Linked DNA regions of Homo sapiens: region 2 is linked to region 1. A link is a loop called in an ENCODE intact Hi-C map of the cell type or tissue named here. Cell type or tissue: PC-9. All regions are shown on one strand. Links, peaks and the distances in the headings refer to the core of each region. The heading gives the core; the rest is flanking DNA. Region 1 has its middle 34 kb from the start of SNORD14E. Region 2 overlaps CRTAM (cytotoxic and regulatory T cell molecule).

Region 1 (16,536 bases), core at 4,464-12,463:
ATCTCACCACTGCACTCCAGCCTGGGAGACAGAGCGAGACTCTGTCACGCACACACAAAAAAGGCTCCAAAACCCAAATGTCATTCACCACCTGGTGGCTGGTGCCTAAAGTCTACACAGTTAGAGTGTAGGTTTTGGTTCAAGTCCTGCTCCCCTACTCACTAGCAGTGCAGTTTGAGGTAAGTCTCTTAACTTGAGATTCTATTTCCCATCTTTAAAATGGAGATGGTGGAGATAACATACTCCTCTTAAGGACATTGAGAGGAACAAATATGAGAATACATATAAACTGCTTAGGATAGTGCCTGCTACACAGTAAATGTCAATAAATATTAGAATTAATGGTATGGCCACCACAGCTTCATCTCATTGCCAAAGGTTTTGTCCATTTGTTCACACCAAGGGAAAGATAACCTAGTGGTTATAGTCTGCCATTTACCCCACAGTGAGAATGACTCTTTGATTCCACCCTATCAGAGGCAGGAACCTGAAAGCAGAAATGACTAAGACATGATTCCTGTCTTCCAAGAACATTCGATCTGGTCCAGTGAATCCAGTCCCTAATGGCTAATAACAGTGCAAGGATTTCCCATTTACAAAGCACTTTCTCATATACCATTCTGTGCGTCTTCACAGCTCCGTAAGAGAGAGATGTTACCAGCCCACTTTGGAATTGATGAAACAGGTTTATTTAGGGTATGTGCCTCACAAAGGTCACAGAGCTAGTGAGTAGCTAGGTCAGGATCAGAATGTGTGTCCTGTTCACAAGGCCATTCCTGTGGGACCTGAGAGAATGGATTTTGATAGGTGGAAGGGGACCAAGGACCTGGGATTCCTGAGGAAGCTCAGAGAGTAGATGAAGGAGTAAGCTGGATGCAAGTAACAACTTCCTCCTCCTCTGTCCCACCAGCAGTGGAAGGCAAGTGACAGTTATGAGAGAAATGGTGGGGTGGCGGGGAGAGCTCCCTGGGGAGAGGTCTTGTCTGCAGGAGTCTCCTTTGATTACTGGCCCCTCCCCACCCCTCCCACTGTTTTCTCACTGCCCCAGTTTTATCAAAGGGCAATTAAGCCTCTTTTTCTCAACTGTCTAAGGGGGCTACATGTGTCACTCAGGTCTTTTCTTTTCAGTTCTGCTGCCTTCTCCTTTTTTTTCCAACTAATGTGTCCTCTTATAATTAGAGTTTTACAGTCACTTGTAATTAGGCCCATTTAGTGCTTCAGAGTAGGAGACTTTTAACCTATTTCACCTTGTAATTAGGGACCTCCACCCAGGTATACACACCCAGGAAGCAGATACGGATAAAGGGAGAGGGTAGGGGCTGGGTCAAAGGCACACATGGATATATGTACACACAAGCACACACATACACACAAGACTGCATGCTCGTTGGGTCTGTGCGGGGGATGTCTGTGAGTGCAGCAGATGCACCGTTGCCTTTGTACAAATGCTGCAGCCATGTGGTTGTAAGGAGAGCGTTTGGTTGTAGGTTCCAGTATACTCGGGAACAGAAGGCGAGTACGGAGCGAGTTCTAGCTGCATGTGAATGTGTTAAGGGAGGGAGCAGGCGAGCTGAAAATCGGTCAGCTCCTATCATCTCCATCCAAGGAAGGAATTTTTATTTTTAACAGATAATACATGGCACGTGGTTCCCAATTCAAAAGGTACAAAAAGCTATACAGTAAAAAGAGCTCTCCCTCCTCCCCATCCCCAACCATCCAATTCTCTTCTCAAAAGGCAATTTTGGGTCAGGCGCCGTGGTTCACGCCTGTAACCCCAGCACTGTGGGAGGCCGAGGCAGATGGATCACTTGAGTCAGGAGTTCGAGACCAGCCTGGCCAACATGGCAAAAGCCCGTCTCTACTAAAAATACAAAAATTAGTCAGGTGAGGTGGCTCGCACCTGTGGTTCCAGCTACCCGGGAGGCTGAGGCAAGAGGATCACTTGAACCCAAGAGGCAGAGGTTGCAGTGAGCCAAGATCTCACCACTGCACTCCAGCCTGGGCGACAGAGCAAGACTCCATCTCAAAAAAAAAAAAAAAAATGGGTTGATGGTGCGCGGGGCTGGCGGGCAGTTGGCATGAGCGGGACCGAAGCTGAGGCAGGAAGAGCCGGCACCATGGTGGAGAAGGAGGAGGCTGGAGGTGGCATCAGCCAGGAGGAGGCAGGCGCAGTATGACCAGCAGATCTGCCTTTGGGGACTGGAGGCCCCGAAATGGCTGCGGGCCTCCCAGGTGCTTCTTGCAGGCATGAAAGGACTCGGGGCTGAAATTGCCAAGAATCTCATCCTGGCAGGAGTGAAAGGACTGACCATGCTGGATCACAAACAGATATCTCCAGAAGAACCCGGAGCTCAGTTCTTGATTCGTATTGGGTCTGTTGGCCGAAATAGGGCTGAAGCCTCTTTGGAGCGAGCTCAGAATCTTAACCCCATGGTGGATGTGAAGTTGGACACTGAGGATATAGAGAAGAAACCAGAGTCATTTTTCACTCAATTTGATGCTGTGTGTTGACTTGCTGCTCCAGGGCTGTCATAGTTAAGGTTGACCAGATCTGTCACAAAAATAGCATCAAGTTCTTTGCAGGAGATGTTTTTAGCTACCATGGATACACATTTGCCAATCTAGGAGAACATGAGTTTGTAGAGGAGAAAACTAAAGTTGCTAAAGTTAGCCAAGGAGTAGAAGATGGGCCTGATACCAAGAGAGTAAAACTTGATTCTTCTGAGACAACGATGGTCAAGAAGAAGGTGGTCTTCTGCCCCGTTAAAGAAGCGCTGGAGGTGGACTGGAGCAGTAAGAAAGCAAAGGCTGCTCTGAAGCGCACGACCTCCGACCACTTTCTCCTTCAAGTGCTCCTAAAGTTCCGCACAGATAAAGGAAGAGATCCCAGTTCTGATACACACGGGGAAGATTCCGAGTTGTTGCTCCAGATACGAAACGATGTGCTTGACTCACTGGGTATTATTCCTGACCCGCGCTTTATCACGTACTTCTTCTCTGAGATGGCCCCAGTGTGTGCGGTGGTTGGAGGGATTTTGGCACAGGAAATTGTGAAGGCCCTGTCTCAGCAGGACCCTCCTCACAACTTCTTCTTCAATGGCATGAAGGGGAATGGGATTCTGGAGTGGCTTGGCCCCAAGTGAACCCAAGACTTGGCAGCCCTGGAGATGCCAATTGCAACATGCCTGCCTGTATTCCCTGTCCCCCTCCTTCGTGAAGGCATCTCCAGGCAAGGAAAACTGAAGTCATCGGCCCAGTACAAAACATTTCCTGCGACGAAGGAGGTGGTGCCGTCATGCTGCTTCCCATCACCCGCAGCTGCTTGACAAGGGGTGCAGGGCAGCTGTCTTTGTTCCAGCACTGTTCAGACTGCCTGCTGTCCCAGGCCTGCCAGCTCCCCTGAGTGATAAGCACTTCCAAGCACCCCTCTGCCCCTTCTCTGTCCTTATGCTGTCACGGCCTCGCCAGCCCTCTAGGGTATTATGGGAGATGCCTGCCAGGAACGAGCATGCTCTGTTGCTTAGGAGCCTCTTGCCACCTTCTTGGACTTAACTCCCCACCTGATGTCTTACAGAGAGGAGCGTGACTTCAGGTGGAGAGTAGGCCCAGGCCCCATGAGGCACCAGTGGAAGCACAGCTCCAAGTTCAGACAGGTGCCCTTAGAGAGGAAACCCATGACAGGCAAATGCATTTCCTCTGGAGTTTGAGACCCTGACGAACAACAGGTGGCATCTGGTGTGCCGTTCTTGAGTTTTCGTTTAGGATTCGTTGAGTTCCAGCTGGGTTTTGGGAGAAAGGAGATGCTACCAAGTCTTGGATGTTAGGGCGAGACCCTGCAAGTTGAGTATTAGTGGGAGAGCTTGTCTTTCAAGGCAGGTTCCTGGGGCTTCAGGGCTAGGAGGCAGGAGCTTGCCCTTTTAACACAACCCCAGTCACCCATGCGGCCCAGGCCACTCAGAGGCTGTTGCATTTCAGGGCTGTGTTGGTCCTCTGTTTACCTCCTAAACCACAGCTGTTTGTGTTTCACATATGTTCTGAATTTTCCTTGGTTCTTTTTAAAGGAATGATAATAAAGTTACTTGCTTTAGGAAAAAAAGAAAGTCAATCTTAGGTAACAAGACAAAGGCAATCTTTATTACCAGAGATATTCTAAATATAGTTTTCCTAACAGAGATATTCTAAACATAGTTTTCCTAACAGTTTGAAACCTTTTGCTTTTTTCATTTAAAAATATATCTGTTGTCTGTTATTGATAACAGTCTTGGTCAGTGTTCCACATCTGTCTATAGAGAGCTTTTCTCTATCTTTTTAATGCCTGTATCGTGTTTTGTGTTCATACCACTATTGCTTAATTTACAACACTCTTGTGAAGTAAAAATGTTTTTTCTCATTTTAAGAAAAAAATTTTTATCTCTTTTTCTTTTCTTTTCTTTCTTTCTTTTTTTTTTTTTTTCTTTTTGAGATGGAGTCTTGCTCTGTTGCCCAGGCTGGAGTGCAGTGGTGTGATTTCGGCTCATTGAAACCTCTGCCTCCCGGGTTCAATTGATTCTCCTGCCTCAGCCTCTGGAGTAGCTGGGACTACAGGCGTGTGCCACCACACCTGGCTATTTTTTTTTTTTTTTAGCAGAGATGAGGTTTCACCATGTTGGGCCAGGCTGGTCTTAAACTCCTGACCTCAGGTGATCCACCCACTTCACCCTCCCAAAGTGTTGGATTTACAAGCATGAGCCACTGCACCCGCCTTCTCTCATTTTTATGCTAAGGAAACTGAAGCATGTTCAGAGCAACTCAGGCAAGTCTAGACCCTGAGAAGCTCAGGCAGGAATTCCAGCAAGGACTTAGGGCAGGAGGGAAAGGTAGTTAGGTAAAGGATCTGCCTTAGTGAGGACAGGGCTGCAGGTGTGGTTGGAATTCTGAGACGCCAGACATCAGAGGTGCCTGAAATTTCCCTGCTTGGCTATAATGCCCTAGGGTGCCCAATCAGTCTGTAAACACTTACTGAGCGCTTATTAGTGATCTATTGCTTCATAACAATTTACTCTAAAACTTAGTGGCTCACAACAATGATAATCAATTTTTATCTCTAATGATGTATGTGAGTCAGGAATTCCAAAGCAGCTTGGTTGGGTGTTTCTGGCTCAGACCTTCTCATGAAGTGGTGGTCAACATGTCAGCAGGGCTGCAGTCATGTGAAGGCTTGACTGGGGACAGAGATCCATGTTTTCAAGGTGGCTCACTCACATAGCCAGCAAGTTGGTGCTGGCTTTCAGCGGGAGCCTCAGTTCCTCTCCCTGTGCATCCCTCCACAGAGCTGCTTGAGTGTCTGTATTTGTTTTGAAATTGTTGCATAGAAAATTACCACAAACTTAGTAGGTTAAAACAGTACCCATTTATTATCTCACAGTTCTGTAGGTCAAAAGTCCAGGCAGGCTCAACTGGTCTCTCTGCTTCCAAGGCCAAAATCAAGGTGTCAGCTGGTCTTGGTTCTCACTGGGAGGCTCTAGGGAACATTCTGCTTCCAAACCCATTGAGGTTGTTGCCAGAATTGTTCCTTGCAGTTATATAGGATTGAGGTCTCCATTTTCTGGCAGGCTGTTAGCTGAGGGCTGCTCTTAGCTTCCAGAGGCCACACTCAGGCCCAGGGGCTCCCTCTATTGTTAAATCAGCAGCAATGCATCAGGTCCTTCTTGAGCTTTGAATCTCTCTGACTTCCTCTTCTGCCCCCAGCTGAAGAAAACTCTCAGCTTTTAAACGGCTCATAGGATTAGATTGGGCCCGCTCAATCTTCCCATTGTAACATCAACTGATTAGTAAACTTAATTACATCTGCAAAATCCCTCTTGCCATGCAACATAAGATAGTGATGGGAGGCCGGGCATGGTGGCTCACACCTGTAATCCCAGCACTTTGGGAGGCCGAGGTGGGCAGATCACTTGACGTCAGGAGTTCAAGACGAGCCTGGCCAATATGGCAAAACCCCATCTCCACTAAAAATTAAAAAAAAAAAAAATAGCTGGGCATGGTGGGATACACCTGTAGTCCCAGCTATTTGGGAGGCGGAGGCAGGAGAATCAATTGAACCTGGGAGGCTGAGGTTGCAGTGAGCCGAGATTGTGCCACAGCACTCCAGCCTGGGTGACAGAGAGAGAATCTGTCTGCAAAAAAAAAAAAAAAAAAAAAAGTGAAAAAGTGATTGGAACACACTGGAGTGCAAAGATTATAGGGGCCAGCAGAGTATAAGATTTCCAATTCTTCCACATGTTCACTAACATTTGGTAGTATCTTCTTTTCTCATTTTTGCTATCCTGGCTGGCCATTTAATACCATTAATTCAGCAAACACTTATTAAGTCTCCACAATTTTGTGCTGAGTGCCTAAAATCACGTAAACATGAATCAACTAGGTACTCAATAAATATTTGTTGGCTGATTTTCCAGATGTTGGAGACATAAAATTAATTAGACATGGACTCTGCTCTCAAGGATCTTAAAAGTAAATATGTAGTGAAAGACTGATGACCAGCACATAAATAATACAGTTAAAAAAGCAATAAGGGCCAAAAGGAGGGGAATTCAGAAGAAAGAAAAAAATCTTTTAATTTAGAAAGACTCAAATCAAGGGAAACATCCTTGAGTAAGTGGCATTTGAGTGGGTTTTGTAAGAAAAAAATTAGGATTTAGTTATGCAGAGGTGATGGAGAACAGGGGTAGTGGCTAATATTTCAAACAGATAGAAGAGCATGAGTGAGGCTGTGCACGGTGGCTCACAACTGTAATCCTAGCACTTTGGGAGGCTGAGGCGTATGGATTGCTTGAGCTCAGGAGTTTGAGACCAGCCTGGACAACACTGTGAAAATCCAACACAACAACAACAAAAAAAAACAAACACAAAAATTAGCCAGGCATGGTGGCTCGTGCCTGTAGTTCCAGCTACTTGGTAGACTGAGGCAGGAGGAGCCCTTGAGCCTGGAAGATCAAGGCTGCAATGAGCCAAGATTGCACCACTGCACTCCAGCCTGGGTGCAGAGTGAGACAGAAGGAAGAAGAAAGAAAAGAAAAGAAACCTCAGTGATAAAGATTCTCCAGTCTACAAACTGCACACTAGGAGCTTTCTGAACACTTTCAATGCCCAGAGGTATTTTGTTTGGTCTTTTCAATCTTTTTTTAAAAATTTAAATTTGAATGCATTTCATAGAGCATGCATTTTGTAATTCTAGTTTAGTCGATACAAGATCCTGTTGTCCTAAACCCCTCTTCAGCCTCTTCATAGATTTATGGTATCCACCTGGCATCTGAGGGATTTGTGTTTGAGAGCATGGAGTTCAATCCGTTTGTTTTACACATAAGAAAACTGAAGCTCCAAAAAAGCTAAATGACTCAAGGAAGTACTGAGAGTCAGTGGTGGAGTTTCTACCTGGATTCCAGCCTCTTGATGTCCTGTCTGAGCTTCTTTTGCAGAGGCTGATAGACCAAGGAGCTCAGTCACTCTTAGATAAACCCGCTTTGGCTATCAACAAATATGTATGTTTGTTTTTCCTTGAGAGAAGTTTTATAAAGGAAGATGGAAGGAGTTCAAGATTCCTAGGCAAAGAAGAGGACAGAGGCTGAAATGTGCTTCCTTTTTTTCATTTTGCTTGGACCTAAATGGCAGGAAATTTCTTAACTAAAATTAAAAAGCAACTAGAATATCTCTTCCCATCTCATGAATACGTTGCTTTCTAAAGTCAACCGAATCCAAGCAGCTGACTTTCAAAATGGGGCCGAAGGAGACTCTAAAGTGCCACCTGGTGGCCATCTTCAGCACAAGCGAAAAGGAAAAGGGATTGCAGTGAGATCTTTGATCCAGGTAGGGCTGATAGCGTAGAAAACTCCCCAGCGACAAAAGTGGTATTAAAAGTAACAAAAAAGGCCGGGCGCGGTGGCTCACGCCTGTAATCCTAACACTTTGGGAGGCCGAGGTGGGCGGATTGCCTGAGCTCAGGAGTTCGGGAACAGCCTGGACAACACGGTGAAACCCCGTCTCTAACAAAATACAAAAAATTAGCTGGGCGTGGCGGCGTGCGCCTGTAGTCCCAGCTACTCGGGAGGCTGAGGCAGGAGAATTGCTTGAACCTGGGAGGCGGAGGTTGCAGTGAGCCGAGATCGCGCCACTGCCCTCCAGCCTGGGCGACAGAGCGAGACACCGTCTCAAAAAAAAAGGAACAAAAAGGCTTTATTTGACCTGCGGCCAAACCAATGGAAACTTCAGTGGAGGTGGGTTAGAGTGAAGTTCAGGACTTTTAAAGCACTTGTGAGAATGTCTTCCCACAGGACTAAGGAAACAGGTGATACAGAAACAGATAAGGACATCCGGTGAAAGGAGTAAGGTAGGAAGAGATGAGGGTTCTAACCCTCCTACAGGCTTGGGAGTACTTAGCCTGGAGATATTTCTCCAAGCCTTCAAGTTGTCTGCAAGACAGTTCCATATATATGGTGTTTTTCAATATATTTTTACAAATACTATTTATGTTTTAAAATATTCATTGAACATGGAGAAACACCATCTCTACTGAAAATACAAAATTAGCTAGGCGTGGTGGTACATGCTTGTAATCCCAGCTACTCGGGAGGCTGAGGCAGGAGAATCGCTTGAACCCATGAGGCGGAGGTTGCGGTGAGCCGAAATCGCGCCATTGCACTCCAGCCTGGGCAACAAGAGCGAAACTCCGTCTCAAAAGAAAAAAAAATGCATTCAATTTATTACAGGTTTATAACATAACCACAATAAAAGAGGTGAGAAAAAAGAATTAAGTAACTTTGGACTGTTATTTAACTATGTACTCTAAACGCAAAGAGCACACAAATTTTACTGTATTTAATAAATTTGTTTTTCACAAGGCTGTAGGTTGGAAATTCTAAAACTGTTTTATGTGTAATCTAGTGTTGAACAAATAAGTAAATACATTGTGAATAATAACCACCGAATTTTTTACTGTCAGAGAAAGGAATTAAAAACAAGAAAGGGAAATAATAGAATGAACCCTGAGAGCTGGAATGGAACTGGAGGTATCAATATAAAATAATAGGTTTTTTTTGTTTTTTGTTTTTTGTTTTTTCTTTTTTCAGACAGAGTCTCTCTTTTGCCCAGGCTAGAGTGTAGTGGTGAGATCTCAGCTCACCACAACCTCCATCTCCCGAGTTCAAGCAATTCTCCTGCCTCAGCCTCCCAAGTAGCTGGGACTACAGGAGTGCGCCAACACGCCCGGCTAATTTTTGTATTTTTAGTAGAGACAGGGTTTCACTATGCTGGCCAGGCTGATCTCAAACTGCTGTCATCGTGATCCGCCCACCGCGGACTCCCAAAGTGCTGGGATTAAAGGCGTGAGCCACTGCACCCGGCAAAGTCATAGTTTTTAATAGAGAGACAGGGAAATAAGTAAAGACATGTTTAAGTGTACACATACGTATATTTCCTAGCCCTGATCACTGAGGGAGGAAACAATGACACCCCAGTAGCAGTAAGCATCTAGTGCCCAGATCTTTTTTTTTTTTTTTTTTTTGAGCCTGAGTCTTGCTCTGTCGCCCAGGCTGGAGTGCAGTGGCGTGATCTCGGCTCACTGCAAGCTCCGCCTCCCGGGTTCACGACATTCTCCTGCCTCAGCCTCTCCAGTAGCTGGGACTACAGGCACCCACCACCACGCCCGGCTAATGTGTGTGTGTGTGTGTGTGTGTGTGTGTGTGTGTGTGTGTGTGTGTGTTTAGTAGAGACGGGATTTCACTGCAGATCTTTCTTTCTAAATATTATTCTCCAGTAAAAAGGAACCCGGTCTACTTAAACAGATAGCTGATTATACGGCTGGGGCAGGGAAGAACAGAATGAACTTAGGACATCTTGTGGAGCTAGTAACTAAGGAAGTGCTCAAAAAATGATGGACACATGTTGAAATGACACAAGCCAACTTGGTAAGACTCCTAGATCTGGGACAATCTGAACAACAAAAATGTTTAAAAGATAATAATGTTCACTCACAGATTAAAAGCAATATTCATGAGCCCATACTTATTTAAATAAAAAATTGAATAAACAAATAAATGAGGAAGAAAGGAAAGTTCTTTCTTACTGTAATACTCCAATTAATAAATGCAGAAGGAGTGATGCAAATAGCAAGTCACCAATGGCAAAGATCACAGTAAAAATTGTTTTTCAAGAACGTATCAGTGGATGCTAAAATTCATGGATGAAATTATTACCAGAAACATGATATTTATTTAGTCTCTAAGTATTTTTCCATGAGATGCCTATTAATTACAGTGAGAAATGTCATAACTTCACAATGTAGAAATGTGGCATATATAGCCTTAACCAAGATTAAAGCTTATTGTGTGCTTCCTGATATGATGCACTGAGAAGGACATGGCATCCCTTATGTGGTATCCTTACCAAAAATGCATAACCTGAATTTAATGTCTGCAAGGAATGCAGACATACCCAAATGGAGGGATGTTCCACAAAATAACTGACAGCTGCTCTTCAAAGGTGTCAAGGTTGGAAAAGATAAAGAAAAACTGAGACATCGTCCCAGCTTAAAACAGGCTAATAAATAAAGGCAATGTGTAATCCTGGTTTGGATCATGGATCATAAAAAGGACAGTATTGAGTCCAGATGCAGTGGCTCACGCCTGTAATCCCAGCACTTTGGGAGGCCGAGGTGGGCGGATCACAAGATTCAGCAGTTCAAGACCAGTGTGGCAACACGGTGAAACCCCATCTCTACTAAAAATACAAAAATTAGCCAGGCATGGTGGCGGGCCCCTGTAATTCCAGCTACTCCGGAGGCTGAGGCAGGAGAATTGCTTGAACCCAGGAGGCGGAGGTTGCAGTGAGCCGAGACCGTGCCATTGCACTCCAGCCTGGGCGACAGAGCAAGACTCTGTCTCAAAAAACAAAAGGACAGTATTGAAACAGATAATGAGAATTAAATGAGATAGCAATGAATTAAGTAGTAATGTTAACTTCCCAATTTTATCTTTGTACTGTTATTATATCATATGTTAACATTTGGAGAAGTTAGGTAAAGAGGATATAGAAATTCTTTGTACTATTTTTGTAAATCTTACATAATTTACAATAAAAAGTTGTAAAAAACTAAGCAAGAATTATGAACCATCCACTGTGTATAAGGCACTTTAACCAGAATATAATTTCTCAAGAAATATGTATCCTGTACGTTAGAGAACTTTTAACATAATATCAATTAATCAGAACATTGTCCTTCTATGAGCTAGAAATCCAATAACTTTCTTCTTGTACATCTCACATATCTCTATCTTAATTAATTAATTAGTTTGTTCATTCTTCTTTTTAATTAAAAAACTATGGGCTAGGCCTCATGCTGGGAACACAATAATGAAAAAGCCAGACATAATTCCTACCTCCCATAAACTAAAAGTCACATGGAGATATAATTAAAGAGTCAATTACAGTGTATAATAAGTGCCAAGATGTGTTAAGCAATTTCAGGCCACAGAACATGGCAGTTAGCACAAATTCTAGAGCCATATTGTCTGGGTTCAAATCCGTGCTCCATCACCAGCTGTGTGACTTTGGGAAAGTTACTTAACCTCTCTATGCCTCAATTTTCTCATCTGTACAATAAGAATAATAATAGTATCTACATCATATGGTTGTTGTGAAAATTAAAGGAGTTAATTTTATAACGTTGCACTTAGAATGGTGCCTGGTGAATCGCTTGAGCTCAGGAGTTTGAGACCAGCGTGGACAACATGGTAAAACCATGTCTCTACAGTAAAATAAAAAAAAAAAAATTAGCTGAGCATGGTGGCATGCACTATAGTCCCAGCTACCTGGGAGGCTAAGGCTGGGGGACCAATTGAGCCTGAGAAGTCAAGGCTGCAGTGAGCCACGATAACATCACTGCACTCCAGCCTGGGTGGCAGAGCGAGACCCTGTCTCAAACAAAAAAAGGTGCCTGGCACGCAGTAAGTCTAGGAAATGAATGGGCACACACCTGTTGCGGGGGCAGGGCTCTACTGTGTGAAGACGGGGAGTATTTAAGAAAAAAGCTTCCAGAACAAGTGGCATGTGAGCTGAGACCCAAAAGGCAGAACAATCAGGCTTTGCAAAAGCCTGGAATTGAGACAGGGCAAAGAGATTTGCAAAACTGAAAGAGTTCGTGGCCCAAGTGATGAGTGGTGAGAAATGAAGTCAGAGATTAGTAGGGACCAGATCATACAGGGCCTTTTCAGTGGAGTGAAAGAGCCTGGACTTCACCTTTAAGGCTGTGGAAGCCGTGGTGAGATGGAGGCAGGAGGAGCATCTCAATGGCCCTTCAGAAAGATTTCTAAGGCAGCAAAGTGGAGATTTATAGAGGAGATTCACAGCAGGCCACACTGGAGCCAGAAGAGGCGGGAGGCTTTTGTGGTGATCCAAAGAGGAGATGGTAACGTGCTGGACAAAGAGAAGTGGACAGATTGGAAAGATCCTTAGAAGGTTGAATCCTTTTGCTTTCCACTAAGATATGAGCACTATGAGAAGAGAATTTTTCAACAGCTTTATTGAGATGTTAGGCACGTACCATACAATTCACCCCTTTAAAATGTACAGTTGAATAGCGTTTAGTATATCCACAGCTGAGCATCCATTGCCAAAATAGATTTTAGAACATTTCTGTCAACCAGGCAAAATCCCATATCCATTAGTAGTCACTCCATATTTCTCCCCAAACTCCCTCCCCCAAGCCCTAGGCAACCACCTGTCTGCTTTCTATTTCTATAGATTTGCCTATAGACATTTCATAGAAATAGAATCATACAATATGGTCTTTTGTGACTGGCTTCTTTCACTTGGCATAATGTTTTCAAGGTTCTTCTATGTTGCAACATGTATCAGTACTTCATTACTTTATGGCTGACTAATATACCGTTATATGGATATGCCACATTTTATTTATCCATTCAATAGTTGGACATTTGGAGCGTTGATACTTTTTGGCTATTATGAAGAACACTGCTATGAACATTCATGTATGCATTTTTGTGTGGATGTGTGTTTTCATTTCTCTTGGTACATACCTGGGAGTGGAATTTCTAGGTCATATGGTAACGCTATGTTTAACTTTTTGAGGAATCGCAAAGCGACTGCACTATTTTACATTCCTACCAACAGTGTATGAGGAGTTCAAATGTTTAATATCTTTGCTAACACTTATTATTAGTAGTCTTTTTTACTGTAGCCATCTTGATTGGTGTGTAATGGTACTTCATTGTTGTTTTGGGTTGCAATTCCCTTATGGCCAATGATATTAAACATCTTTTCATATGCTTGTTTTGAAGCCTGCCACCTGGGTTCAAGCGATTCCCCTGCCTCAGCCTCCTGAGTAGCTGGGACTACAGGCACCCACCACCACACCTGGCTTATTTTTGTATTTTTAGTAGAGACGGGGGTTTCACCATGTTGGCCAGGCTGGTCTCAAACTCCTGACCTCAGGTGATCCACCCGCCTCAGCCTCCCAAAGTGCTGGGATTACAGGTGTGAGCCACCACGCCCATCCTCTGATGACTATTATGAATGCCTGAAGGAGAGCAACTGGTAATTACTGTGCCTCTGCTGTGTGTCAAGAGCTTTCATAAATGACCTATCATTTATTCTCTTCAATCACCTTGTTTCTACAGCACGTCCCTGATGAGCCAGTTTGATCACAGACAAAATGGAAATTATACTTCATGCTAAATGAATGACAAACCTCTTTCAAAGACTTACAAAACATTGTTTTTGTAATGTATTCTGGAGTTTTGCCATGATCAATTTCAAGAATACTGGTCTATACTTTCTAGAATTTACTTCTTCCCTCCCATGTGTACTTGTCTTTTGTTTTCTGGCACTAATTTTTTTTTTTTTTTTTGAGACGGAGTCTCCCTCTGTTGCCCGGGCTGGAGTGCAATGGCGAGATCTCAGCTCACTGCAACTTCCACCTCCCAGGTTCAAGTGATTCTCCTGCCTCAGCCTCTCAAGTAGCTGGAATTACAAGCACCTGCCATCATGCCCAGCTAATTTTCATATTTTTAGTAGAGATAGGGTTTTGCCATGTTGGCCAGGCTGGTCTTGAACTCCTGACCTCAGGTTATCCACCTGCCTCAGCCTCCCAAAGTGCTGGGATTACCGGCGTGAGCCACCACACCCAGCCATCTGGCACTAATTTTGCCCACAATTTTTTTAGCTAGAACTAACGCCATTTCCATAATCAAGTGAATTTGAGTTTACAGTTTCAGAAATACACACGACCTAGAATAAATGTCTCTGTGTCTTTCTTTCTGTGTTTCCACCTGCCTGTTACTTCCTGTAATATCAGCTGAAAGGACACAAATGTCACTTCATAGACAACTCTTACAGAGGCTCCTCAACTTCTTCCTAACATTAAGCACAGCTCGACACAAAACCAAGGGAAACTGGGCAAATTTTATTACTGGACAAATTTTATTCACTGCCCATTTTTCCATTTCCTGAGGCCCACTGGTATTTAAATGGGGTCAACTCTGATTACCTTTAGGCATATGGATGCAGGGCTAATTTTCTGAACTTATTTTCAGCATAATAGGGCATTCTCATTTCAAACAAAAAAACCCCATCATGCTTTCTTCACCTGCTCAAAGATGCAGCCCCACCATCCCCATCTCCCTAAAAGCTTTCTGCAGCCCACTAAAAATATCCAATGTTGACAGATGTAAGCTATCAATACAGAGACTCAAGATCCCAGGGTGAGAAGTGGCCAGAGGCGAAGTCTTGATAAACAGCTCAAATTGGCTCTTACTCCACAGGTGACGCCTAGTTTATCTGGGTAATTGTAAAAGGCATTTTTACAGCAAATCAATTAAATGAAAATCTTTTAAACCCTTTTTAAATGGGGGGAGGAAGGGGAGGGTGAAGAGGGCCAACCTTTGTAAGCTAACAGGTGATTTTAATTGGAACCAGCAGCGTTATACCATGTTTTTGACCCATTCGGTAAAGGCAGAAAAAGAAATCAATAAATTTCCATCAGCATTTGCCCTCCTGGAGTCGTATAAGTAGAATGGAGACACGAACCCCAGTTAATGGCTTCATCAAGCACCTCACTGATTCTCTAACAGAATTAAATAGGTTGCAGGTCTCTCCCCATTGTCCTCTGCATTGAGATTCAAAAATGCCCTAGTCTGCTGGGTGCTCCTAGGTGACACATGAGTTACCATCCGCCTCATTACAAGTACAGCTAACCACCCTCAGGCCCAATCATGACAGACCTCCTGAAGCAGTCCTGTCTCAGAGATGGGAATCCACACACTGACCCTTTATTAAAAGCAAAACACAGGAGCTCCAAGTTTTACTCCTGGAAATAGATCTATGGAGAATCCACAGGGCCTAACAGTTGGGCAGCTTGACTTCAGTCACATATTAGTTGTGTAACCTTGGGTAAATTGCTTAAACTTTCTAATCTGCCATTCCCTCATCTTTATACAGGGGAATAATGATGCTAACCCTCATTGGCTAGTTTTGAGATTAAATGTTGTGTGTCAATATACTTAAAGGTACATCCAAAGATTTGAATAGGCAGTTTACAGCAGAAAAAAATTAAAATGGCATCCAACACATGAGAAGATATACTGTTTCACTCATAATAAGAGCAATGCAAAATAAAACCATACTGAGATGCTACTTTTCATCTGTCACTGGCAAAAATCCCATGATTTGAGAGTATATTCTATTGATGAAGTGACGGGGAAACGGGCACTCATTCATTGTTGAAGACTCAAAACAGGATCACCTTATTAGAGTGGAATTTGTAAATATCTGAAAAAATTATATATGCATTTACCCATTGAGCCAGAAATCTAGGAATCTATCCCAAGATACAGGAGCAAAAATTCAAAATGACTTATACGCTCGGTAAATCTCTGTGCCATTATTTATAATTGCAAATGTATGGAAATAATTCAAATGTCTATCAACAACTAGTTGAATAAAATATGGTTACATGGATGCAATGGAATACTCTGAAGCTGTAAAAGGTAATGAGATAGAGCTGTGTATGCTGATGGAGAGTGGTATCTGGGATATATTAAGTGAAAAAAAGATGTGGAATATATATAGAGAGAGACAGAATCATACCTTTTGTGTAAAAAAGAGAAAACAAGTGTAAATATACATATGTGTTTGCTTATATTTGCAAAAAGAAACGTTGGAAAAATTTTTAAAAACTAATAAAAGTTGAGGAGGATCAGCAGGAACATAAAAGCAAGATTTCTTTTTTTTTTTTTTTTTTGAGACAGAGTCTCACTCTGTCACCCAGGCTGGAGTACCACGCAATCTTGGCTCACTGCAACCTCCGCCTCCCAGGCTCACGTGATTCTCCTGCCTCAACCTCCCGAGTAGCTGAGATTACAGGCATGTGCCACCACATCCAGCTAAATTTTGTATTTTAGTAGAGACAGGGTTTCACCATGTTGGCCAGGCTGGTATCGAACTCCTGACCTCAAGTGATCTGCCCACTTTGGCCTCCCAAAGTGC
Region 2 (8,000 bases), core at 1-8,000, 160 kb before region 1:
CTACAATCTTAAAAATAATCGAGAACCCCAAAGAACTTTTACTTATATAGGTGATGTCTGTCAATATTTACCTATTAGAAATTAAAACTGAGAAATTAAAAAAATATGTATCTGTCAATTTATTTTAAAATAATAAATCTGCTACATGTTAACAGAAATGGCATATTTGTTTTTATTTTATTTTTTGAGATGGAGTGCACTTATTTTTTGAGATGAGTGCAGTGGCCCGATCTCAGCTCACTGCAACTTCCGCCTCCTGGGTTCCAGTGATTCTCCTGCCTCAGACTCCTGAGTAGCTGGCATTACAGGCTCCTGCTACCACACCTGGCTAATTTTTTTGTATTTTTAGTGGACATGGGGTTTCGCCATGTTGGGCAGGCTGATCTTGAACTCCTGACCTCAGGTGATCCACCTGCCTCGGCCTCCCAAAGTGCTGGTATTACAGGCGTGAGCCACCGCATCCGGCCCAGAAATGACATATTTTAATGAAAAAAAAAGTATATTTTGTAACACTGAAAAGATTAGTGTGAAAATGTCATTTTTTTACATTTTGAAAATCTCATAAATGTCTAGCTTAACGGAAAACAATTAGGTTCTTGTAACTTTTGCATTCGATCTCTTCCAAAATGTTATTTTGCTTTAAATAAATATATAAAAATTCAATCTCACACAAATATATAATTGGAAAAGGGTAGAATATTTTAATAGCTGGTTCAGATAATTGTGGCTATTCTTCTTTGATGTTACACCAAAACTCAACAAGTAGTAGTTTCTTAAAGATTAGTTGCTATGTGGACTCTGGGCCCATGTCAATGAACTTTTCATACTGTTATATTAAAACCCACTGAACTGTCTTACACTTTGCTTAGAATTTTTACCCAGGCATGATTTTTCTAACATTATGTTTTAGTCATTTGGAAAATACTGATTCACTAAGTTCTACAGAACTTTCCAATGTTGATATATTTCAGCATCAAAATCACATTCATTAATATCATCACCGATCTCATCAGAAATCTTTAAGCATTTGGAGGTTGTCAAACTCACAGTGGTGGATACAAGTTGTCCGAAATTTGAACTTTAAGTGTGACTATTGCAAATGAGGAGCTATTTTATTTTTTGAGATGGAGTCTTGCTCTTGTCGTTCAGACTGGAGTGCAATGGTGCTATCTCAGCTCACTGCAACCTCTGCCTCCCAGGTTCAAGCAATACTCCCACCTCAGTCTCCTGAGTAGCTGGGATTATAGGTGCCCACCACCATGCCCAGCTAGTTTTTGTGTTTTTATTAGTAGAGTCAGGTTTCACCATGTTGACCAGGCTGGTCTTGAACTCCCGGCCTCAGGTGATCTGCCCGCCTTCACCTTCCAAAGTGCTAGGATTACAGGTGTGAGCCACTGCACCTGGCCTAAATTTTTAATATATTTTCATTTTAATTAATTTTAATTTAAATAGTCGTTGGAGCTAGTGCATACCATATTGGATAGCAGAGGTCTACAATATTCTGACCAACTAGGGGGGTAGATCATCATGTGCCAGTATCCACCCAATTAAAACAACATTCAGTCTAAATGCAATAGTTTGCTAGCTTGTTAATTAACAGGATAAATCAAAGTAAATACAGAGTCTAGTTTTAAATATGTATAGATAAAACTTGTTTTGTACATAAACATAATTTTCTGAATTCACATAGTATATACTATGTTAGAAGATTTAAATCACTATTGATAAATTTTATTCTATATGTCCCCAGTGATGTCCTTCTTCTTTTTTAAAATTTTGAGACAGGGTCTCACTCTGTCACCCAGGCTGGAGCGCAATGGTGTAATCACGGTTCACAGCAGCCTCGACCTCTCTGGGCTCAGATGATCCTCCTACCTTGGCCTCCTGAGTAGTTGGAACTACAGGGGCGCACCACCATGCCCAGCTATTTTTTTGTAGAGATGGGGTCTTGCCATGTTGCCTAGGCTGGTCTCAAACTCCTGGGCTTAAGCAATCTGCCTGCCTCGGCCCCCCACAGAACTGGGATTACAGGCATGAACCATTGTGCCCGGCCCCATATTCTTCTTAAAATTTATTCCCAGTACTTCTATTTGACTAGCATTCCAGCTTTTCCCTCTTTTCATTGCCAGCAGCTCTCCTCTTTCTTCAATTTTCTCTGGCACCTGTGTGGTCAGAGTTCATTTTAGCCTTATAGTCTATACTATTATCTCTATAATGTTTCCTTAGTAATTCTTTCTTTCCTCAGAGCCCTTACACACAATTCAGGTATTTTTATATTTTTCATACAGTTTGAATGTTTGATTAACCAGATATGTTTTCAAAACCATGGAAAATTATTTGATTAAATAAACACCAAGAAGCACTCACAAATTTTATAAAAACATGAACCACCTGTGACGTGTCAGTATATATATATATACACACACACACACATACATATACGTATATATATATATATATATATATATATATATATATTTTTTTTTTTTTTTTTTTTTTTTTTTTTTGAGAGGGAGTCTCCTCGCTCTGTCGCCCAGGCTTGAGTGCAGTGGTGCCATCTTGGCTCACTGCAACCTCTGCCTCCCAGGTTCAAGCAATTCTCTTGCCTTAGCCTCCCAAGTAGCTGGGATTACAAACACACACACACCACCACGCCCGGCTAGTTTTTTGTATTTAAAGTAGAGATGGGGTTTCACCATGTTGACCAGGCTGGTCTTGAACTCCTGATTTCAGGCGATCCACCCACCTCAGCCTTCCAAAGTGCTGAGATTACAGGTGTGAGCCACTGTGCCCACCCGACATGTCAGTGTTAGTATTTGTAAAGTGACAGGCACAGTTATTACATGCTTCCTGGATGTGGCTGGTAAAACCTGTTCAATGACTGGTAAAACCTATACTAGGCTGACCCTCTGGAAACATTCCTAAGCATTGATTAATGTTATACAATAACATTTAGCACTGTGCTTCATAAATAGCTAGGCATTGTACTAAACATGTTATATAAATGAACTTACTAATTCTCACAAAACACTCGAAGAGGTAAATGCTGTCAGTATCTCCATTTTACAGATAAGAGAAAAAAAAGTGCTAGGTCGGGTATCTTGTCCAACTCATTCAGGAGCAGGTAAATAGCAGCACTGGAATTCAGCCCAGTCTGAGGCTGATTCCAAAGCCATCTAATAGGTAGATAGATAGGTGGATGGGTAGATAAACAGACAGAGGGATTGATTGATGGATAGAAGGACACAGATAGAAACAGTGAATACTCTTTGCCTACCACTGCCACCACACAGAGGTCCAGCATGCTGTGCTTTAAGCCAGGCAGGTGAGCAGATGGACACTCAGTGGGATACAGATTCAAAAACCAGAGCAGGAGCCACAGAACACACAGTTCTGGGGTTTCTGCACAACCTCTACAAGCAGGTAGCCGCTAAATATATTCTCCAATCTCTTTTACTGAGCACAATGTGGGTAAAACTGCTCTCTATAGTAGCAGAATTTTGTTTTTCCCCTTTCCTAGTTACTGATGAAGAGACAGCTTCAGATGCTCTGGAGAGAAACTCTCTATCCTCTCAAGACCCACAGCAGCCCACCAGTACTGGTAAGTGTCAAAATCATTCAAACTTGTTTTTAAAAAATCACGTTTCCTTGGGAAGGTTATTTTTCTCATTCTAAGTTTTAAGAATATTTTTTGTTTTAATTTTTACTAAGACCATACAGGCCCCTCCAACTGGCTCCAGCTTTGTACCATCCTAGAGAAGAACCACATCAGGCATCGGAATACTTAGTGGGATGGGCTTCAGGCTGACATAAAGCTTTGCAAGTTCAGTTCTAGTTTGCCTGAGATAGAGATGTACACATGTACACACACACATTCACGACTGTGACATTTGAATTTCCTCTGCAGTAAAGGACAAAGTTGAATTCATTTATAGAGAGACTCGTTTCTTTGTTTTCCCATCTGAAGCACACCAAACACAAAACACAGACTTGGTATCAACAAAGAGAAAAGAAGCAGAAGCTGGAGATTTGGTGTTGTCATTGAATAACAAAATCACCTCTGAAGGCACATCAATTACTTGATTGTCAATAACTCAGGTCATTTTTGATGATGGGATTGAACTACAAATACAGAATAATTTAGAAAGCCTGGATTATAATTCCAATTTTTTAGACAGTGAACTCACTAGAGGTTAACTCAGAGCAATGATTGTATATCTAATTTAACTTTGTATTTTACCTAGCATAGTATCCAGCAATAGCAGCTTCTCAGAAAATGAATTACGAAAGAAAGAAAGAAAGAAAGAGAGAAAGAAAAGAAAGAAAGAAAAAGAAAGAAAGAAAAAGAAAGAAAGAGAGAAAGAAAAGAAAGAAAGAAAAAGAAAGAAAGAAAGAAAGAAAGAAAGAAAAAGAAAGAAAGAAAGAAAAAGAAAGAAAGAAAGAATTGGTTATGGTGCTTTGAGCAAGACTATTAGCCTCATCCAGAAAGGCATAAATTCCTACATATTCTCTTTCCATTTCATGTAATGTGTCAATAATAATTTCATTTGTTGGAATAAGGGCTTTCAGAGCATTATCATGTTCATAGTTCTGAGTATCAGATCATATTTTTAAAAATTTGTATCCTAAATAATATTTAAAAGTAAATGTTTGGGATTTCTAAACACTGATAAATACAACATGTACCATACAATTTTTTGAAGGACAATGGAAATTGAAAATATTATGAAGTGGAACAGCCACATCACTTGCTTTAATAATCCAATATTTGTAAACGTGTTTAGAATCTAGTAATCTTTAACGGCTTGCTACTGAGCAACTCAATTTTCTGCTCTGCTTTTTCATATATAAGACTTTTAAAATAGGGTTTCTAAAATTCCTTTCAGCTTTCCATTTCTACGATTTTATTACATTTAATACCCATTTTCAATAGAATGGGAGGCTTCATTCCCCTCGGGGTCCACATAGTGGCGCTGTGCAATGGACTAAAAAGCAAGAAACTGCAGAGAGAAAAAAGGAAATTGGAAACATCAGCAGTAAAATCTGGAAAAAAAAACCACACAGTTTCTGATTTTTTATAATTTATCTTATCTAGAAAAAACATCATAGTACATCCCACTTCTAATGGGGAGGCAAGCAGAGGTTTGAATAACTGAAGCTATATTTCAACATAAATTTCAGGCTGTAGGTTTTCTATAATTAAAGCTTGGAATGCCGTTCCTCGGTGTTCAGTTGTTATCTTGAAGCATCCTAAAGACCTTCTCCCTAATAGGCCTGATTCAGGATGGAAATATGAAATAATGGTTTAAATGCTGGGCTCTAGAGTTAGGTAAAACAGAGTTTATGTATTGGCTTTGCCACTTATTTGCTACAGGACTTTAGGTACTTTACATAACTGCTCTAAACCTCCGTTTTCTCAGAGCTGTGGTGAGAAATAATATATACCAAGTGCTCAGTTCAAGGCCAGGCACAGAGTAAATGCCCAAAACATTTACCTTAAAAAAATAAGGCAAAGTGAGCCTAGCCATTTGCAATTATGTTTGCAAGAAATCCATAGTTCACAAATGATCTCAGTACTGTTTTTAAATTTGGCTTCCCAAGCTGCTCTGGGAAGACTTACGTAACTACAGTTGTATGTAGTCACATGTATATAATGCATGCATAGCTCATGTTTTATCTTCTTTCACTTTAGTCTCAGTAACGGAAGATTCTAGTACATCGGAGATTGACAAGGAAGAGAAAGAACAAACCACTCAAGATCCTGACTTGACCACCGGTAAGTGTCACCCACTGCATTTAGAATAAACACTCGACATTTTAACCTCTTAATCGATAAATTCAATGGCCTTTGTCAGTCCTCCCTTTTCTTGACCTTTCTGCCCTTTAGGACATGATTGGTTAATCACTCCCTTGTCCCTCCTTGATTTAGTTACCTCTCGGCTTCTTGACATACTTTTCCTGGTTCTGTTATTTGTTGCTAACCACTGCTTCTCTGTATCCATTAATTAACTTATCTTCCTCTTCTGACTTCTTAAATGTGTATGTACTTCTGATTTTACTTCTCCATCTTTTGTTCTTCCCTTTTTTTTATATATATATATTTTTTTTGTGAGACAGAGTTTCTTTCTTGTTGCCCAGGCTGGAGTGCAGTGGTGCAATCCCAGCTCACTATAACCTCCACCTCCCGGGTTCAAGTGATTCTCCTGCCTTAGCCTCCCGAGTAGCTGGGATTACAGGCACACGCCACCACCCCAGCTAATTTTGTATTTTTAGTAGAGATGGGGTTTATCCATGTTGGTCAGTCTGGTCTTGAACTCCCGACCTCCGGTGATCTGCCTGCCTCGGCCTCCCAAAGTGCTGGGATTACAGGCGTGAGCCACCGCGCCCGGCTGTTCTTCCCTTATTTTTTAAAGAGTTTACTCATTCCCAAGATGGTTCCTGTTGCCACTAGGCAAAAGATTTCTCTCTTTTTTTTTTCTGGTTTTGTTTTGTTTTTAGAGACAGGGTCTCTCTCTGTCTCCCAGGCCAGGGTGCAGGGGCACGATCATGTTCACCGCAGCCTTGAACTCCAGGGCTCAAGAGATCTCCTACCTCCACCTCCCAAATAGCTGGGATTACAGGTGTGAGCCACTGTGCCCAGTAAGCAAAAGATTTCTATACCTATATTTCCAGAACATCCTCCTCAGCATTGCTCCCAATTTCTTTCCATTTTCTATGTATCTGTAGCTGAATTTTCTGTGATTTCCCCAAACTCAACATTGCTAAATACCAAACAGCACCTTCTCCCACAAAATCAGCTTGTCCAAAGCATCACACAGGCCCCAAAGCAACACACGGGTCCCAAACCTTGGTGTTATCTATCACTCCTATGTATGTGTACAAATATATCTATGTGTATATGTATATGCATATGCACACACGTATATAAAATCAGTCAATTTCCAAGAACTTTTGAGTCTTGTCTTTCAGGTATTTTGTCCATTGTCACTGTTAACGTCCCAATCCAGGCTCTCATCATCTCCTGCATGGAGTATTATAACTTCAGTTTCTCCTCCTCTGGTTCACTTTTAGCACCCTACCATCAAAATATCTCTTTATCTGCATACCTGTGTTCTAAAACCCTTTATAGCTTCCTGAAGTCTACAACACAGAGCATGAGTCCCAAACACCTCATTAGGTGCCATCTATTACCTACTTCTGCAGTCTCATATCTACAAAGTCCTTATGAGATACATATTTTTCTCTGAAAACATCAACCCTTTTCAATCGCCCTGCCCTTGTTTATCCTCACTGCCCCTGGTGGAAGAGGAGACCTCCTCTCACCTCTCCTTACTCCCTCTTCAAGGCCAATATCTTCACTGAAAACTTTTTTGACCAACTCAACCCTCAGAGACCATTCTTGCCTCTGAACCCCTGAACACACTATGATATAAATACATATGGATCCAGAATTTGACATATCTTACTTTTGTTTGTTTTTATTAATTTGTTTATATATAGAGACAGCTAATCCCCAAAGCATGTGAACTGTGCCTTCTGTAGGTCCAAGCACAATGTTCTACACATAGCTGGCACTCCTTAATTATTCATTGGTTAAGATGAGGTGACTAGGACATTTAGCAAGACTACAGCCCATAGAATCAGAATTCTAGGTTTAGAAAGCCTTTTTTTTTTTTTTTAAGAGACAGGTCTCATCTGTCTCCCAGGTTGGAGTGCAGTTTCACAGTCATAGCTCACTGTAACCTTAAACTCCTGGACTCAAGTGATCCTCTGCCTCAGTCTCCCAAGTAGCTAGGACTACAGGTGTGCACCACTGCTCCTGGCTAATTTTTTATTATTATTATTTTTGTAGAGACAAAGTGTCACTATGTTGCCCAGGCTGGTCTCAAACTCCTGGCCTCAAGCAACCCTCCCATCCCAGCCTCCCAAAGTGCTGGGATTACAGGCATGAGCCACTGCACCTGGCTAGAAATATTTTCACAAGCTCATCTGATTTAGCC

What was found. Peaks named below come from ENCODE experiments on the same cell type or tissue, not always from the same donor. Only the 100,000 strongest peaks of a DNase experiment are listed, where the experiment ranks them.
Region 2: a loop joins it to region 1, with 16 times the contacts of the local background. A loop is called at or near these places in 98 of 110 quality-filtered maps.

Annotation. Positions count from the first base shown.
Region 1 is chr11:123,015,522-123,032,057 of GRCh38, forward strand. It overlaps the pseudogene SAE1P1. Among named protein-coding and RNA genes, the nearest start is that of SNORD14E, 34 kb to the right of the region's middle. In PC-9, for the core only: CTCF peaks have their summits at 5,661, 5,860, 7,791 (motif pointing left) and 7,995; a DNase peak (open chromatin) is centred at 7,800.
Region 2 is chr11:122,858,944-122,866,943 of GRCh38, forward strand. CRTAM (cytotoxic and regulatory T cell molecule) reads left to right here. Exons shown (of 10, transcript NM_019604.4): 6 at 3,521-3,601; 7 at 5,693-5,776. Among named protein-coding and RNA genes, the nearest start is that of JHY, 20 kb to the right of the region's middle. In PC-9, for the core only: CTCF peaks have their summits at 4,953 and 5,159; DNase peaks (open chromatin) are centred at 2,898 and 7,603; H3K27ac peaks cover 3,212 bases.